Regions from separate parts of the Homo sapiens genome. Here region 1 is linked to region 2. The links are chromatin contacts, found by Hi-C or POLR2A ChIA-PET in ENCODE. All regions are on one chromosome and are shown on one strand. Each heading gives the region's core, a stretch centred on a gene start or an enhancer-like site at or near the end of the contact. The rest is flanking DNA. Distances are from core to core; before and after follow the strand shown. Region 1 holds the start of TRIM32 (tripartite motif containing 32). Region 2 holds the start of CTNNAL1 (catenin alpha like 1).

Region 1 (5,709 bases), core at 186-2,685, 7.7 Mb before region 2:
CTATCGTAGCTTGGGGGTACAGGGAAAAAGGGCTTAGGCAGATGACCTTGAATAGTTCCACTTCTTCTTCCCCAAAGCCTACCACTTTCAGTGGGCCGGGGGACCGGTGGTCAGAATGGAGTTAGTGGCAATACCATACCTGCCTCATGATAACGGATCTTTGTTTAATAAATGAAGAAGATTCTGCCCTTCACAGGGATTACCACACTCCTTCAGGATTATCTGAACTGAAGATTTATCACTTTGTTCCTCAGCACCTGAACTCTGCTCATCTTCATATACTCATCCAGTTTCATACATTACTTTTAGGTCCTTGGGTCCCCTGAACTCCCTCTGTCTCCCATGCAGCGATTTAAGGAAAATCTCTTTAGCAGCCCAAGACACCAATCCACAAATCTACTCAGGGTCCTTTGATTTTATAGCCCAGTTAGGACATCTCCACCCCACGATTCAATCCTCTCCAAACCCTGTCCCCAACCCTCTTACAATTCCAAATTCCAATCTTTGGGGCTGTATATTGCAACCCTCGTCAATTCCTCACTCATATGCCCCAAATCCCTCGGACTCAGATCGTTTAATCCCTATTTCCAAATCTCTGCCACACTCAGCCCCGCACCTCAGTTCAACGCCCCAATTCCTCACCCCAGATTTCTGCTCTCCCTCAATCTGAGCCCCCATCTCCTGCATTCCATCGGGCACTGTGCTGCCCTCATACCCTGCTCCTTCCTCTTATGCACTGAATGTCATGTGCTGCCTTCACACCTCAGCCAGCTCCCTTCTTTCTGCTAACAAGATAGAGTCCCTCAAGAACTCACCCCACCCCCTCAATCTCACCCTCAGCCCACTCCGAAAACCCTTTCTCAATAGCACTTAGGATCGCCCTAGACCTTGCTCCTATCATCTCAGACCCTGTCCTTGCCAGATGCCTAGCGCCCCCAGATTTCCTCAAATCTCATCGGGGCCCCCCAGTTCCTTCATATTTCTGAAATTCTGCACCCAGGTCCCTCCAGGGCCCTGATTCCCTCCCATCTCCCACATGCTACACCCCGTTCCTCCTCAGGGCCCCGACATTACCTCATACCTCCCGAGATGCTGCAACCGCAAATCTCTTCAGAGCCCCTCGCTCCCCTCCCCCAGCTGCATCTCCTCGGATCTCCTCAGCCCCACGAATCCCTCCCGAGCCTGCCCCTCGCAGCCCCACCCCCACCCTAGTCCTGCCCCCCCCAGATCCGGTCCCCACACCCTGCCATTCGGGCGCGGCCGCTGCACGCCGGCACGTTCCCCCGCCTGGCCGCTGAGCCACGGCCCACGACTCCGGCCGCGGTCCCCAGTCCCCAACCCTCCTTCCCGCCCCCTACCTGACCGCCCGCGGCTCCGACGAGTCCACCGCCGGCAGCCCACCCGCCTGCCTCCCTCTGCGCACGCGCCGTTGAGCACCCCTTGCCGGGCGCCAATTCGCAGAGCTCCCTGTCCGTCACTGAGCCCCGCCTCCCCAGCATGCTGGGGCTTGTCGTGCAGCTGGCCCCAAGCGCGCGGGGCAAGGCGGCCCTGCAGGGGTGAGCTTTCCTCTGAGAACCCGGGGCCTTAGCGACACGTAATCCAGTTTTCCGTCTCCTTGGTGCAGATGAAGAAACCGACGCCCATGGGCGAAAGGGACCTGCTCAAGTTCACTCAGTAAGTCAGGAGATAAGCCAGAATGCGTATCTGACTCCAGTCTCAATGTCTACCCCTTCACAAAACGGTAGCCTCCAGGGTAGTCCTCAGCAAAGCGTTGGCACCTTACTGAATCTGTTTTTCCATCTGAGAAATGGGCCAACGGAAAAATCAAACTTCCATTCTGGGGAAGTCGAGAACCGGGACTCCCTAGGAAGGGCAGTGCTTTGGCCTCATGTTCTGTGCTCTGACAGAGAGCTGCACTAGAGACAAGTTTATCCATGAACACATTGCTCTGTAAAGGAATGTTTTGCCTACTCAGCTGGGAGGCCGACAGCAGAGGCAGACTTGGGGAGTACACTCTGCAGCCCCTGTCCCTGCAGACTGAAGGTACCCGGGAACCCAAACCAAGTGTAGTTTTGCTCGGGTGAAGGTGGAGGAATCTTACCAGGTGGGAGGTGATCTGGCCTGAGATTTGAGGGAATCTGGGGCACTAGGCATCTGGCAAGGACGAGGTCTGATACAGGACTGGCTGGCCACGACCTGCAGTCCCTGAAGTAGTTTGGGGCCAATCACCTACTCTCCAAGGTGACTATACTGTACAGCTTAGGAGCACAAAGGAGTTTGAAGTAGGATGGACTTGGATTTGAAATTCCCCTTAGCTATGTGACCCTGCACAATGATAAAACAATAAACAAAAACAATGACTAACATCTTTGAACACTTGCTGTCTGGCTACAGCTGAGGACTTCAGGTGCATAGCTCACTAAATCCTCATAAGGACCTAATGAGATAAGGCAGCTGATGGTTAACCTACACCTGTTGTGTAACCTAGGTGGTTACACAAGGCCACATATACCTAAGTGTTGGAGCCCAAATTTGTACCCAATTCTATCTGAGAACCCACTCTCTTAACCTTGTTTACTCTTTCTCCCCATTTTCTAAATTTCTAATTGAAGTTTGCCATGAAGATAAGCCAAGATTATGGTAGTTTGCACTTAATGATAACTATATTTGAAAAATTGTAATTAGCAGGTAGGGGATAAGGGAGAGGTAATGCCAAATGATTTCTCACTTAGACCAGTTGGGGAGACTTTGCACCCGTTTAAAATTTTTTTTTTTCCTGAAAACCACAGTTATCAGCCCAAAGTATAAATTTAGGACTGTTCATAGTCTTACATATATACATATTATATATGTGTGTATATGTATCAATACAGACATACTGATGTTTCCCTAATTACAGAGGAGTGTTAAAAATACTCCTGGGGATCTAGCTCAAGCAAGTGTCTTGAAAAAAAAAAATCTCTCTTCTCCCTTAAAACAAAAATCAGTGTTTGACTCTTCTTTAATGTTTATTACCAGTTAAATGAATTATTATACCTCTCACAAAATCTTAGAGTAGAATAAGCATTCTAGGAAATGCACTCAATTTTTATCTTATAGCTTGACATATCCTGGCACAATATTAGAATTCCTCTTACACAGAGGCATTTAAAAAATAATCTTTGTGGAGTGCTTTAAACACTCTTTATTCAGCATTTTAATGTAACAGATTTTTATTTAACACTTAAATCACCTATATCAGTGGAACCACCTGAGGAGTTTACCTTGCCCACTGCCTAGACAGAGCTGATTCATCAAGACAGGGGAATTGCAATAGTTAAAGAGTAATTCACGCAGAGTCAGCTGTGCGGGAGACTGGAGTTTTATGATTACTCAAGTCATCTCCCTGAGCATTTGGGGAACAGAGATTTTAAGGATAACTTGGTGGGTTGGGGGAAGCCAGTGAGCCAGGAGCGCTGTTGGTCAGGGATGAAATCATAGGGAGTCGAAGCTGTCTCCTTGCAGTGAGTCAGTTCCTGAGTGGGGGGGCCACAAGATCAGATGAGTGAGTTTATTGATCTGGGTGGTGCCAGCTGATCCATCAAGTGCAGGGTCTGCAAAATATCTCAAGCACTGATCTCAGAAGCATTTTAGGGAGGCTCAGCATCTTGTAACCTCCAGCTGCATGACTCCTAAACCGCAATTTCTAATCTTGTGGCTAATGTTAGTCCTACAAAGGCAATCTAGTACCCAGGCAAGGAGGTCTGCTTTGGGATAGGGTTGTTACTGTCTTTGTTTAAACTATGAACTACAGACTAAATTTCTCCCAAAGTTAGTTCAGCCTATGCCCAGGAATGAACAAGGACAGCTTGGAAGTTAGAAGCAAGATGGAGTCAGTTAAGTTAGATCTCTTTTACTGTCTCAATCATAATTTTGCAAAGGCAGTTTCAGTCCATCACTTTGGGTTTTGTAACACCTTAATCTTAAAGTGTAGGGTATGAAGATGGGAAAAGGCTGTCGATTGCTCTGGGTTCTTCTTGCTGACAGGGGACGTAGTGGGAATGGGAGTCAACCCCAAGGTGAGAAGAGTGGGACCACTTTCAAGTGTCTGAGCGACTCATGCAGGTCTGGCTGGGCTTCTAAGGCTTGCATGGCAAAAACATTAGTACTCTCATCTATAGTTTTAGTACAGTATTTAGGTGAACAGCCTACTATAAGGTAAATAATGAGTCCTAGGATGAGGAGTACAATACTCAATTTTAAAAGCAAAGATTTGAAAGCATTAGTCTGGCGACTTCCAACCCACAAATAATTTAGGATTTAGTCAAAATTGTAGAAAAAACTCAAGGACAGCTAACAACAGCTAACAATAGGTTTCCTCTTGAAGCATAATTTCTCTCTCTCCAGACCCCATTTTTATTAAAAACAAATCATGATAGAACTGATTTGTTTACAGAAATGTACTTTAGTCTTACTATACTTGGCCTGATTATTTGCATAAAGTGCAGCAAGAATAATTATTTTTCACTTAGGGTCTTTTTTGTTTAAATTAGCTTTGATGGAACTCTGTTCCATGAGGAATCTCAGATAAGAGTTTTTAAAAGCCAAGCTCAGCCATGGGTTTGTATCCTCAAATACCTATGAGTTGGGTAAATTCCTCTCTTCTCAAGGTCCCAAAATAACTTGGGGTTCCTGGGCCTGTTAGAAAGTGACATTCTTTACTTACCACAGGTCAGGAACCTTGTACAGGGACTGTATGACAGAACCTTGTACAGGGACTATAGACAAGGTCTGAGGTTAGATTCCCCAGGGGGCTTTAATTGGCTCTATACATTAATTTTGATTCTTTGAAGGAAGCATGCCATTCCAGTAAAAGCCTTGGTAAAATAATCAATTTCTCCAGTTGTGTCCTGTTACAAGACAAAAACAGATTCTTACTGCACTTATGCAATTAAGTATACTGGCATAAATTGAGAATACTTACAAATAGTTTCCATATTCAGGAGAAATCAGGTAGAGAGAAACAAATATGCTCTAAATTTTTTTCATGGAAGTATTTTTTACTCATTTGTTAAAAGTTGCAAATAACTCTAAAGAAATATGCTATCTTGACTCTGAAAATGAGAGGATTAGCAATGCTTAACACATCAGCTATCTGTGAGAAGCCTAGAAGTTTCATTTTTTCCTCTATTCCAATAAAACAATTTTTAAAGTTATCTGAGACCTGCACTCAGAGTGTGATATCTGATTATAAACTGCCTTTTGAAAAGGACAAAAGCAAGACAAAATGTCTATGGATGACAAAAGTCTATAGCTACTATTAAAGCTGCAATTGACTAGGAATCTTGGTTACTTCTGTGGCATACAACACTTTTATATAACAATTATAATTATTAATAATGTACTCTAAATCATATCAGAATTATAGAAGTTTCCCATAATTTCTGGAACACATACTAATAACATATTTATACAAATATAGTCCAAAGAAAACCAAACACTATTCACTCTTCAATTTGAAAGTTTTTCCTCGATTCTAATATCACAGTCTCCAGAGTTTTTAATCAGAAACCTGCATTTAAGAGGGCCTGTTAAATTTTATAGCTGATTATAAAACCATCCGTTAAAGAGGACCAAAGCGAGACAACAATTGTATATGGATGACAAAAACATTTTAGGGCAGCCACACTTTTTTTTTTAATTTATTTTTTATTTTTTATTTTATTTTAT
Region 2 (5,582 bases), core at 222-2,721:
ACTGGGCGCCTTAAAGAGGTCAAGGGCCCTCAGTGCACAGGGGAAGGTGGCCTTGTGATAGGTAAGGAAGTGGTGAGATGGTTGGCTGAGAAGAATTGGAAGAAAAAGTTGGATTGAGGACCTGTCCTTTTTGAATGAAGAAAAAGAAGCTGAAGCTTGGCTATCTTCAATACCAAAGACAGCTGTGCAGCACTGGTAGATTGATGAAGCTGAAGCTACAGGTTGAAGCACTGTGAAGCGCCTTTCAACGGTGCTTGGGAAAGAGCTTTCTTATGCCTCAGGTTGATGTACCCAGCTCATCAATCTGGTGTTATGGAAGAAGAAATGATCCAGGCCAAGGTGTCCGGGTGGACTGGCCAGCCTCAGATTCTTTTTTACTCTGACAGGTTCTCACTGGCAGATATGGTAGTTGACAAAACATTTTTTCATGCTTCTCAGTCTGTTGCTTAAGTCTGGAATTCCTTCACGGCGTGCATACTGCTGACAACCTCCTTTTGGCCTTGCTCCTGGAGACCTTAGAATAGGAGTCTTCAGCTCCCCGCCCCCATCGTGGGGCTCTGTGCGAGCTCAGAGTTGTGCTTACAGAACTGATTCTTACCCTTCCCCTCAAGTGAGTTGTCAGAAATACACACTTGGTGTTTTCATGCAATGAACAGTTATGAAGAAACTGCTCTGTGCCTGGCACTAGGAAAAAACTTCGAAAAATAGTTTTAAGAAGTAGTGTTGAACAGTAGATGAGGCTTTTTCATGTTTCTTTTAAATTTCTTTTGAATAAGTCTAAACAGTAGTGTGAAAGATATACTGACTTCCTGCCGAATACCCAGATACTCCATTAATGATTGCATTATCAAATGTTTCCCCTTCAATCCAGCTCAAAGTGTTTGTGAGAAATACATGGTGAAAGAATGAGCAGGGTGGAGTGGAAATTGGACCTTCCGGAGAAGCCCCAGGAAGACATTACCACTGGAATTCCCGTCCCAGGGGAAAGGCCCCTCCCAACAGACTTGATTCTGGTTTTGGTCTACCAGTTTCAACCCCAGCACAGCTTCCAGAAGTCTTTGCGGGAATTCAGAGCTGATTTAGGACGAGTCACCTATCGAGAGGACGGGAAGCTTTGCTGGGGACGCTTGTCTGTCCAAGTAAGAGGAGGCCATGTGGCTGTGTGACAGATGTGTTTTGTTTCTCCTCGCCACCCTGGCGAGAAGGTGCCTGGAACCCATGGAAGGGGTCTGAGAAGAGATAAGGGCGGGGCCATGTGGGGGCGGGACCCGGCTTAGGGGGTGGGGTTGCAGGGAGCCCACACCAGGCTGGACTGCGCGGGCGGGGCAGAGGCCGGGGGTGGGCGGGGACATACGGTGACGGGCGTCGGGGACGCAGGGTTGGCGGCGGAGCCCTGGGGGGGCGGGCCCCTGGGGGCGGGGTCTCGGTTGGCGCGAGTGTCCTGTCGCCGCCGCCTCGGGCGGGTGGGCTGACTGGCGGCAGGCTCGCCGCGGCGCGGAGTCCCGGCTGCGGGATAGACCGAGGGCCATGGCCGCCTCTCCCGGACCCGCCGGCGTTGGCGGCGCCGGAGCAGTCTACGGCTCCGGCTCTTCGGGCTTCGCCCTCGACTCGGGACTGGAGATCAAAACTCGCTCGGTGGAGCAGACGCTACTCCCGCTGGTTTCTCAGGTAAAGTGGCGCCTGGCGCGGCCCCTCTTCTCCTTCCCGCCGCGGCCCGCGATGGCGGCCGCCGCTCGCACGACCGGACGGGAGGCAGCCGCTGCCCCACTTTCCGCGCCGGCACTGCGGCGTTCTTGTCGGACCGCCTGTGTGGGGCTCCGGGACGGGCCTCGGCCCGGGCGGCGAGAGACTGGATAATCCAAACTCCGGCGGCAGGGTTGAGTGGACTCGGCAGCAGGGGAGGCTGCGGGGCGGGGGTGCCGGCCTGGGCCTTTGCCCCCAGTACCTGCCTCGGGTCTGCGGCTCCCGGGTGCCCCCGGCCGGGCGATGCCCCCTCCGCGGGGCGAGTGGTTGAGCCCAGCTCCCGAGGCAGAGAGGACCCCCGCGGGGCCCCTCGCTGGTACTTAGGGCCCTCCACGATAACCGACTTTGTCACCAGTTCGCAGCCTGGTCCCGAGCCCGGCTCCTCCGCCTGGGGTATTCCTCCCGGCCTCCCCGCCCAGCGTGCGCTCCCTGATCCTTTGTCCCTCCCCGCCGTAGGTCAGTTCGCTGGCCTCCCATTCATCCCGGCCACCCTACCCCTTCCCCTGAACCTGCTGCTGCTCACTTCTGCCCGCTTCTGTCCGGCCTCGTGGAAGAGTGACGTGGAGACTGTATGACAGTTAATCCAGATGCACACCGTTTTGCCAAGTCCCGTTTGGGATGTGTGCGTTACTGTATTTGCCAATCAGCTAACCGACGCCCTGAGTTTTAGGAAAGTTTTTGTTTCTCTGAGCTGGGTTATATGCAGCTTCAGGGCTAGAATTCCTCACTTAGGTCTGTGGTAAGATGCCAAGCACTGTGGGGAGTGAATTCTGTGCCTTCGGGAGCGCGTTGGCGATGTGTGACTCACATCTAGGTTGTAACCACTTCGTGACTCATACTAGGATTACCAAGATTTTAGAGGTAGAAGAAATCTTAAAGATTATCTGACTAAAAATTCTTTCTTTAGCATCCTTGACACCTGGCCACCAGTACCCTGCTTAAACATGTTCAGTGAAGGGGAGCCTGTAGCTGTTGCATAGAATTCTAAATGCTATTATCTCTTCTCCTGCCCAGCCCTGCGCATATTTGAAAACAGCAGTTACACATGTCCCTGGATTCCTGTTATGCTGGTTAAATAAACATCCCTATTTTCTTCACCTTCGCATGGCTAACGGAGCAGTGATGAATATATCTGACACTCTCCTTCCCTTTTCCTGTGTCTCATTGAGGCTCTGACCAGTGGGAAGGGGCACTGGGATCCCTCAGTAATGTCAGACCCTCCGCTCCTCGCCTATCTCCACTAGCACAACACAACCAAAACGAGAAACACTGGAGCAGTTTTAAGAGGCAGAGAGATAAGAGAGTGATGGAGTTCAAGTTGATAGTATTTTATCCATTTTTTAAATAACACCTATGTAATGCTTACTATGTGGTAGGCCAGGTTCTAAGCACTTTGTAAATATTAACTCATTAATTCTCATAACAATCATGTGAAGTTGGTATATATTCTCGTGGTATGGGAGAGGAAACTGAGGAATACTGAGGTTAAATAATTTGTTGTTAGGGCTTTCAATAAGTGCCAAACTGGGATTTGAATCCAGGTACCCTGGCTCCAGAAGGTTCTCTTTGCTACACTATGCTGTGTCCTCTCTAGAGATTAGAAGCAGTAATGAGATCTAGAGAAAAAGATGGTACATAGTGGAAAAACAAGCTAGAAAGTCATAATCTGGAGAAATGGCAACTTTTCACAGTATCCACTGCTAAAAATGTATCAGTCTTACAGCTCTGCATTGTGTAACTCTGGGGTAAAAGAAGCCAGAGAAGGGTAGGAGAGCAGAGGAAGAAAAGTATAAATCACTGCTGAGAGTTAGAGGTCAATGCCAAAGGGGAAGAATGCCTGCCTTTTTTTTTTTTTCTTTTTCCAGTTAAAGCCTTGTTCAGGGTCACAGCTGAGGTTTTGCATCCCACACATTGTGTATCTACAGCTACATCTCTACCACAACACCATAACTGATATTCCTCATAATTGACTGTCCTTAACAAGAAAAAGTTAAAATCAAGAAGTGTATTAAGCATGGCCAGAATACTCGGTTAACAAAGCAGGGAAGTACAATTTAGAATGATTTTAAAGTTTCAGTGTTAGGAGATTAAAACAGCAGTTCTCCAGAAAACTCATATGTCCACAAGTCTCATTTTCTGAGAATGCTGTATTATTACCCAACTCATGTTTCACCATCTCATCCACAAGGATATTTTAAGCATTTTAAGCAAGGATTTATTGTGTGCTTATTTGTTGCTGTTTTTTGAGGGGCTTATATTCTAGTTGGTAGATAGGTCATGTATAGAACAGCACATGCAAAGTGTCAAATGAACATCATCAATGGTACATACTCTAAAAGCTCAGAGAAGGCATGGATGAGTCAGCAGTGATGTCATGGAGGAGGCAGGGTTTTGAGGTAAACAAGTAGGACTGGCACTATACGGTTTAAAGTAGACAGTTTCTATTCTGGTATCATCTAGCTTCTTCTGACTCTCCAAGTGAAAAGTCCTGGGTTACTGGCCTTATTCTAAGAATGCAAGATTTTATCAATATTAGAAAAATGTGTATAGTTTTTTTTGCATTCACAGATTATAAAAGATGTATTTTCCTAACAATGATGCAGAAAAAGCATTCAACTAAATTCAGCTTCTAATAATGATAAGAAGCACTTAGGGAACTAGTGTTAGGAAAAAGTGTCCTTAACCTGATAGAGTATCTACAGAAAACTTTTACTTAACATCATAGCAACAGTCAAATTTAAAATAAACATTTCCTTTAAAGCCAGAAACCAGAGTGGGGTGCCTGCTATGCTTCTACTCAGCACTGCACTGGAAATTCTAGCCAGTGTAATATGACAAGGAGAAGAAATAAAAGGAATAAATATAGGAAAGGAAAAACCAAAAGTCTCAGTGTGATATAATAACCTATGCAGAAAACTCAAAACAGTCTACAAGTAAATTATAAAAATTAGGAGTGTTGGCAAGTTCACTGAGTGTAGGATACTAAAATCAATTGCATTTTTCTACATTGATAACAAACAAGGCACAGGCGCACTGGCTGGTGCCTGTAATCCCAGCTACTCTAGTCTCAGCTATTCAGGAGGCTAAAAAATGGGAGGATGGCTTGAGCCCAGCAGCTGAGGGCTGCAGTTAGCTGTGATCACGCCACTGTGCTCCAGCCTGGCCAACAAGGACCCTGTCTTTAAAAAATAATAAAAAAAAATAGAAAAAGTAATTATTAAAAAAATCCAGTTATATTAACAGTAACAGCAAAATATGAGCTTCCTAAGAATATGTTGCTTTTGCTATGTATATAAAGAGAAAGAGCTCTATCTCTATGTATACACAGCAAAAGTGGTCAAACTTCATGGAGAAAATTTAAAAATTTTATCAAAAGCCAACATGGATCTAAATAAATGGGAGAAAAGTACTGTGTTCAAGCCTAGGTTGACATATTATAGACATATCAGTTATCCCTATTGGTCAATTTAATGCAATTTCCATGAAAATTTCAGCAAGATTTTTCAGTAGAACTTGATAAAAGTAATTCTGAAGTTTATATGAAAGCACAAAGGGCCAAGATTAGGCAGAAGAGAAACAAGGTGGATGGACTTGCTCTGCCAGATTTCAAGACTCATTATAAAACTATAGTAATTAAGACAATGTGGGTATCAGAACAGGGTTGAAAAACATAGACCTGTGATACAGAATAGAAAACCCTAGAACAGATCCACACATATATGGAAACTCGGTAAATGACAATTGGCATTGCTGGTCAGTGGGGAAAGGAAGAACTTAAAAAAAATTAAGCTGGGACAATTGGATATCTAAATAGAAATTATGAAATTGGATCTCTGTCT

What was found. Hi-C counts contacts between places; a loop is a spot of excess contacts on that map. ChIA-PET counts read pairs that join two places held with the same protein, here RNA polymerase II (POLR2A). Pooled maps may share reads with other maps.
Region 1: a loop to region 2 is called in a map with no recorded cell type, with 11 times the contacts of the local background. The contact joins the promoter of TRIM32 here to the promoter of CTNNAL1 in region 2. A Hi-C loop is called at or near these places in 1 of 37 single-sample maps with no recorded cell type and 1 of 50 pooled maps. POLR2A ChIA-PET finds 5 or more read pairs at or near these places in 1 of 52 experiments (BJ).

What each region holds. Positions count from the first base shown.
Region 1 is chr9:116,683,031-116,688,739 of GRCh38, reverse strand. It overlaps TRIM32 (tripartite motif containing 32), which reads right to left and starts at 1,435. Exons shown (of 2, transcript NM_012210.4): 1 at 1,359-1,435. All of the region lies in intron 16 of ASTN2 (astrotactin 2), which reads left to right. RefSeq lists enhancers at 959-1,008, 1,449-1,768 and a silencer at 1,179-1,378.
Region 2 is chr9:109,009,388-109,014,969 of GRCh38, reverse strand. CTNNAL1 (catenin alpha like 1) reads left to right here and starts at 1,471. Exons shown (of 19, transcript NM_003798.4): 1 at 1,471-1,668. The coding sequence starts at 1,528. RefSeq lists a silencer at 1,229-2,118 and an enhancer at 1,780-2,283.